3 separate regions of the Mus musculus genome follow, and all the other regions are linked to region 2. The links are chromatin loops, found by intact Hi-C in ENCODE. Cell type or tissue: heart. All regions are shown on one strand.

Region 1 (2,500 bases), 150 kb before region 2:
GGCCTAGAGAATTTGTGCTGCCATTCTGTTTCATGATCTTGTACATTCTTTGATAGTTGCACATGTGCAATATAAATGCTATCTGGTTTTTCTCCCTGTTAAGTCGCTGAGATGAGAGGCTTTAAGTTTTAATTCATAGGTCCCATGTGCTTAGTAAGGGTTTGCCATAGGTGAACAACGGACTCATATATTTGAAGGGATGGATAAGTAAATTGGATATGTGTGTATCTGGCTGTATATTATAATGTAGAGTGAAATGAATGATCTGAAACAGATCAAACACATCTGTTTCAGACATTATCAAATAACTTGAACCAGTGGTGTTAGTATAAGAGGGGAAACACATAGATTTAGAGTAAGGTAGACTTGAACTTATCACTCCATTTATCATCCCCCTTTTATCATTCCCTGTTTCGAGCAAGCCATTATATCTCTTTAATAATTACTTACCACATCTCTCAGAGCCCTTTTACCCTCTGTGAGGTATCAGATCGAAGGGGGTAAAGAACATACATAGAGTAGTTAGCAGGTATCCACAGGGTAGCAGTGAGTTCTTCGCGAATGGCAGCTCTCTGCATTAAGTCCTAGTCACAATCAGAAAAGAAGAGTTCTAAAAGCTTTTTAAGATGTTTAACCAGTAGACACACTATGGCCTTTTGTTTAAGCAACATTTATTCTTACAAAACTGTATTCAATGTTCCTGAAGGATTTATCTCCTGTTACGTTGCTCAGTTACCAGTTTTCTTTTCTGGAGGGATTCTTTTTCCCTGTGATAAATAATTTGTGTTAGCTGATAGCCACAAATCACTGACTTCCTTTGGAAACTGCTTCATTGATTTCTGAAATGATAACGGACTTATAATGTTCCTATAAATAAACTCATTAAGTCATAAATTGCTCGTGGCAGCACAGGAAACCTCTCTATATGCTGTTCAGGCATCTTCCTTCCCAAAATACACATTTTCCCAAGGGAGACCCAGCCCGGATCTATTATCCTAAGTACGGCTGGAGCAGAGCCATGAGTCAGAGGGCAACTTTCCAGTTCCTCGTCCTTTCTGAATTCATTATCGTGGGCAGGTTTCCATTGGAATGTGATGGGTTAGAGTGTTTTACAACACAAGATCATTACTTGCCAGGGGATTCTTCTGTTATTAGAGTCCGAACTCTCCAAAGAACCTCCAGTGAAATATGTCAGGTCCGGAAATGAAGGTGACATCCACAGATTCAGAAAGGATAACAATTATAAATAAAAAAGAAAGAGTGTAATGTGTCCAGTGCTTTCTAGTACCCACCAGGTCCCCTGCACTCTGCTTCTTGGATGTGTTCCCACGTTGGCTTCACAATCTGAGACAACAGAAGCCCCAGGTTGCCAGATGGTAAGTTTAATTCACTGCATATCAAGCTCTACCACACAGAGCCAACTCAAAGCTACATCAATTTTGACACCTCTCCCTGGAATGAGGTCCTGGTAGAGGGAGGGGTAATCGTAACTTCCTTGAAGTGAACATTTACTAGGAACCACTCACTCTCTGGATTTACTAGGGATGTTAATAGTGAAATTCAGTTTTATTTGACATATTGCCAGCGCTTGCTTCATACCCATACCACCACTGACCATACTTCCCTTTGCATTTTATTTCATTGTTTAATTTATTTGTTAATTGAACTATAATTTCATCACCTCCCCTCTGCTTTGTCCTCCCTCCAACCTTTCCCATGTCCCTCCCCATTCTGTCCAAATTGATGGCCTCTTTGAAAAGTAGATAGTAGATAAATAGATATACATAGATGTGCAAATATGTAAGTGCAATCGTCTGAGTCCATCTTTGTTGCTTGTGTATATATGATTCCAGGGAAGACCACTATGTATTGCCTAACCAATTCAGGAGTGATCACTTGTTTATAGTTCTTTGTTTCGAGGCAGAGCCCTGAGAAATCTTCTCCCTTCTGTGTTAGCACGCCTATTGATACTGTTATTGTTCAGATCTTCTAGTATCCCTACTGACATTGTCATTGTTTAGGTCTTACATAGAGTCATGTCTAGGAGACCCAATCTCATAGGAGACTTTCTGGGTCTCTGGCTCTTACAATCTTTCTGCCTTCTCTCATGCAATCTTAACTTTTAAAATTTTTTTCTTCTCTTGAAAACTCCCTGTTCAGTCTCATTCCCCATATTTTAACTGGATTATTTGATTTCTTGACTGAGAGGTAAATAGCTCACAAAGATTCTTTCTTGCTCTGTGGGTGTTTTCTTCATTACACTGAAGTTTCCTTAGTTATGCAGATGCTTTTTAGTTTTATGAGGTCCCAGTTGCCAATTGCTGGCCTTCATTCTTTAGTGAATGGGGTCCTAGTAAGAAATTCTTTTTCTATGTCTATGCCTGGTAATATGTATATAGCTTCCTGTGTGTTCTCCCAATTTCAGCTTTTACATCGAGGTTTTTAATCCAGTGGGTGTTCATTGTTGTGTAGAGAGATAAGTACAGGTCTAATTTCTTCA
Region 2 (2,500 bases):
TTTTTTTTTTTTTTTTTTTTTTAGTTTATTGAAAATCAAGACATGAATACTGTATTTACATCCTTTCCATCCCCAGAGCTCTCGACTCTGCTCACCCCAGGCCTCCCACGACCATGGAAACTCTTGGCCTCTTCTTTATTTTTGTGACATATGCCTCTGTGTGTGTGTGTGTGTGTGTGTGTGTGTGTGTGTGTGTGTGTGTGTATGTACAGCCAGCTGAGTCCATTTAGTGTTGCTCACTAGGAATTATTTGTTTAAGGGCAACCAAGTAGGATTGGATGATCCATCAAAGCTCTTTCCCAGAGAAGACAGATAATCCCTCTCTTAGTAGCAATTAATTGTCTGTAGCTCATTTAGGGGTGAGGCCTTGTGATATTTACACTGTCTGTGTTGGTATGTCAACTTGTGCCATTGGGCAGGTCATGCTTAGGCAGCCACCGTGTTATGATTTTGTGGGTGAAGCACTGTGTCATATCCAATATACCCCATTTCAAAGCTTGTCTCCTGGTCCTCAGGCTCTTGCAATCTTGCTGCCCCCTGAACCTTAGGTGGTCCCACTGTAATGGTCACCATCTGCTGCAAAAAGAAGTTGCTTTAAAGAGGGCTGACAGCTACATGATTCTGTAGGTATAAGGCTGAATTGACGGCTGAGAGCTGCACTATTCTGTGGTTATAAGGATGGTCATTGACTTAAAAACATCACTCTTAACTGGCCTTCATTTCTTCAGGTCCTGTTCCTTGTACTTTTCTCCCCTTCTCAACCCTTGGTTCCCCGATAATACTTATGATACAAAGGCCAGTGATGCAGGCAATACCAACATTTTCATTTGAGATTGTAATTCTAAGGAATGAATTTGGGGAAGGGAAGGCCAGAGATTAGCCTGGTTGTAGTACTTCCCCGTTTGCACTGGATAGGAGGCACCATGATATATCTGAAATCATACTCTCTGAAGTAATTCGTAAAGGGAAAATGCGCTGGTAACTAGGAAACAATAAAGGTTTTGTTGTCTTCCCTTGTTCACATTCCCTTGAGTTTTGTATTAACCAGCCTTTCACTACCTTTATCCTATTAGAGCAAATGATCGTCTTATTAATTAAAGACAGCTACAATCTGAAAAGTATTAACATGGGGACTGTGTATGAGTCAGAGTAAACACAGGGGCTCTGTTGTCCTGGGCATCAGTGTTGCAGTTCTCTCTTAAGTAAGGGAGTTGAGCAGCCCCAGCAAGCTTCCCTTGCGTCACTGCTGCAGCCTGTTTCCTGCTCACCCTGGCCTTTGTCTAACCCAGATCAGGGGTTGGCAATTGTCTACCCGTGTGGATACAGATGTTTCATAACAGCTTCCGTCTTCTGCTCCCTGACTGCCGGTATCATGAACAAAGTTGCAATGATGACCTCTGATTTTTCCATGGGGACTAAAGTGCATATAGATAAATTTGGCACTGCCTTTAAGTAGTTTTCCATGAGCACTGAAGGGGTAGATGCGAAGTGCAAGCCGACTTTGTTAACTGTGCTGAAATAATCACATACTTTGGAAACAATGTCAAATATCTTGGCACAGCCCTTGATCTGTTTCTTTGTAGCGTGCCTGACATCTAGGACCTCTTGACACAGTGTATCTCTAAAATCAGGGCTGCAGAAGCCAGTGAGCAGGAGGAGAATTGTAGCATAGAGAAACGCCAGGAAAGAAAAGGGTGTTTAAAAAGGGGAGCAATCCTTTCTTTTCTATTAGTAGATTTTCTTTCTTATTTGATGATTGATTTACCTACATAAAATTATTATGGGATAAAACTTGCTTTATTGAATGTAATGCTAGGCAATTTGGAAAGGCCACATAGACTTTTCTTCCAAAGAGACTGTAGGTACATGGCGACTATTATCCGAATAAGGATATCAATGCTAGCAAACTTCCCAAAGTGAGAGATTCAGAATGTGCCAGCCAGAGTGATGAAATACTCTGAGAGCTGTGACAATGGAGAATGTGGCCTTGTGATCAAGAATTAATGTTCTGTGCACAGGAACCCAGTCACACCTGCTTACAGAAAGTTTGTTCAGACATGGAAAAACAATAGCAATCATATGTCATTTAGTTCATCCAGTGAGGACATGAAGGTCCTGCCGTGGGCCTCATTACCAACTTGCTTCACAGTCTTGCTTTTTCTAATGCAACTTGCAAGTTTAAACCTCTTCTATTAGTGCATTAGGGGATTTCTAAGGCAGTTTAAATATATATAACACTTAAAGCCACAGTTTGTACATGTTGCATGATCGGTTTTATATTTGTGCTTTTAAATCAACTAACTGGCCAAAGAAATGAAAAAGAACTAGCAGAACAATCCAAATGAGTCATTTAATTAAGGAATTAATTAATTGAGCTACATTAATATAAAGATCAAGCAGTTATCAGTTTTCTACTTGTGCAAGGCCCACTACTGTTTGGGTATGCACTGAGATGATTGGATATGATGAGTGGTAAACAGACTAGGTTTCTCTATGTGTC
Region 3 (2,500 bases), 150 kb before region 2:
ACTTGCCACCCAAAGAAGAAAGAGAAAAAAAGTGACGAGGCCACATACCTTCCCCTAAAATCCTGTCAGGCCTAGAATTTCCCCGTGCGTGTCCTTGCTGAAAGGGTAAAACAGGGCTGGCTGGCAGTGGACAGTGAGATGCTCTGAGGGATAAAAGCAACACAGGAGTTTGGACAGAACTCAGCATGTCTCAACATTCTGGAAAAGACGAACCTATACACAGAACACATGAGTTTCAAAGGCTAAAGGCCTGAGTATGATGTACTTCCTAATTTAACAATAGTGACTTCCTTATAAGAGTTAAACAATTCTTTTCCCTTTAACATTAGCAGAAATAACATACTTACAGACTTGTGTGACTCATTAGTTTAAGACTCGCCCAGAGAAGACGACAATCTCCTCTCAGTGTTTCAGGTTCTTGATCAGACTCAGGAGTCAGAACTTAACTTACTCTGTTGGGCTCCTGGGGACTCTTCATGCTGTGGCTAGCTGTGAGCATCTTGAGCAAACTTCCAGCCCTCTCTGCTTTTAAGGCCATCCCAGGGCAGATGGGGACATGTGATTAGAAAGTTGTGGGCTTGCAAAGTGGCAAGGTAGAACACATGGCAGAGAGGGGCATCTAATTTGTTTGTTAGGTGGTAAACAGCTCTGAAATATTTTGAGACAAGGGTCCCTATTTAACATTAATATATTATTATACAAAGAGTGTTATGATGGTAATTCGTATAATGCTAAAATACAAACATAAGAAATGAGGGAATGTATTTTTAGTCATCCGATGCTAACATGTCAAACCATACAAAAGAAGTAAGAGATTTGTTACCTGTTCGTTGGAAATGGCAGTTACGCCTGCATTTAATAGGCTTCAGCCATTGCGGGATGTTTAAACGCCTTCTTATGAGATAAAGCAATCTTACAGATGCATAAAATTATGCTGCCCACATTCTTTTGGTGCATTGAATCTATGTTTAGCTTGTACTGAAAGGAAATAGCGGCTTGGCTGTGTACACTGTACTAAGGTTTATATTGTAAGCTTTCAAAAGAAAAAAAGTGTGTATTTCCTCTCTGCCAACCCAGTCTTCCTCATTGTATGAAGAAGCTGTATGGGGGATGGGTTTCATGACACAATGGTTGCAGCTAATCATCTTCCCTTGTAGGTGATGCACGTCCGGTCAGATGTGGGAGATACAGATCCGCCTTAGTGATAGACAGCTAGGGAAACGGTAAACAAAGCTGTTAAATCTGGAGGCATGTCTAGAAGGTATGGTACATCCCGAGGTGTTTATATTCTCAGATAGAAACTGCCCCATGGGAATAGCCTCATATGATGGTAAAGATAAAAGCTAATAATAACTGCACGGTTTTCCATAAATTACGGAGGTCTTTCCAAACCCTGTTTCCTTCCGCTGATGTGTGTGTGTGTGTGTGTGTGTGTGTGTGTGTGTATTTCTGTCCTGCAGGCATCATCAACAGGAAGAACAAGATGTAAACTCTGGAGGTGGCAGTGTAGCATCAGACAGAGCATACCTTTGAGAAGCAGGAAGCTCTTCCAGGAAGAGGGGGGCTGTGGATAGCCCCACTTCTTTGCAATTGTTTCTACAGAGTGACTGTAAAACATCTCGGGGAAAAGGATTCTGGTTTGGGAGGAAGAACTTGAGACAGATGAAAGCTTAATCAGCCTCCAAACGCTGACACCATTGCATACGCCAGCAAGATTTTGCTGAAAGGACCCTGATATAGCTGTCTCTTGTGAGGCTAAGCCAGGGCCTGGCAAACACAGAAGTGGATGCTCACAGTCAGCTATTGGATGAAACACAGGGCCCCCAATGGAGGAGCTAGAGAAAGTACCCAAGGAGATAAAGGGGTCTGCAACCCTATAGGAGGAACAACAGTGTGAACTAACCAGTACCCCAGAGCTCGTGTCTCTAGCTGCATATGTATCAGAAGATGGCCTAGTCGGCCATCACTGGGAAGAGAGGCCCCTTGGTCTAGCAAACTTTATATGCCTCAGTACAGGAGAATGCCAGGGCCAAGAAGTGGGAATGGGTGGGTAGAGGAGCAGGGCAGAGGGAGGGTATAGGGAACTTTCTTGTTGTCAAACACCATTACCCACTGAGTAGTCTCATTGACTTGGAGGTAAAACTTTCTTAAGGTTGTACACAGAGTATTATTAAGCCAGGTTGAAAATATCTTCCCTATAAATGTAGGAGTCTTAACAGCTTTACAAAGCAGCGTTTGCTTTATTGACTTCATCACTGTATTACTGTACAGCTAGTACGTGACAGTGCTGTGGGTACTTATGAAAACCTCTTGACCATGGTTCCCAAGTTCTTCACGTTCCTGAAGTCTTAGAACAGATACACGGCCAACAGCAAAGTAAAAACATGGTAGAGAAATTATGTACATACAACAAGTGGTACATGGGACACAACAGGACAATGCAATGAAGCCATTGCAGGAAGGGCAGTGGGTAGAATGGAAGTTCACTTTAAAAACAATG

The links. A loop is a pair of places that touch in the nucleus more often than their neighbours do. Peaks named below come from ENCODE experiments on the same cell type or tissue, not always from the same donor. Only the 100,000 strongest peaks of a DNase experiment are listed, where the experiment ranks them.
Region 1: a loop joins it to region 2, with 2.3 times the contacts of the local background. A loop is called at or near these places in 3 of 42 quality-filtered maps.
Region 3: it touches region 2 in a loop (2.6-fold over the local background); 3 of 42 quality-filtered maps call a loop at or near these places.

What each region holds. Positions count from the first base shown.
Region 1 is chr13:110,689,580-110,692,079 of GRCm38, reverse strand. No RefSeq gene overlaps it. Among named protein-coding and RNA genes, the nearest start is that of Gm33172, 7.0 kb to the right of the region's middle. In heart, no CTCF peak of the experiment used is centred here; a DNase peak (open chromatin) is centred at 1,049; H3K27ac peaks cover 639 bases.
Region 2 is chr13:110,537,107-110,539,606 of GRCm38, reverse strand. No RefSeq gene overlaps it. Among named protein-coding and RNA genes, the nearest start is that of Gm32990, 30 kb to the left of the region's middle. In heart, no CTCF peak of the experiment used is centred here; a DNase peak (open chromatin) is centred at 1,266; H3K27ac peaks cover 2,160 bases.
Region 3 is chr13:110,682,428-110,684,927 of GRCm38, reverse strand. It overlaps Gm33172 (a long non-coding RNA gene), which reads right to left and starts at 1,050. Exons shown (of 3, transcript XR_382906.3): 1 at 824-1,050; 2 at 49-143. In heart, no CTCF peak of the experiment used is centred here; a DNase peak (open chromatin) is centred at 1,167.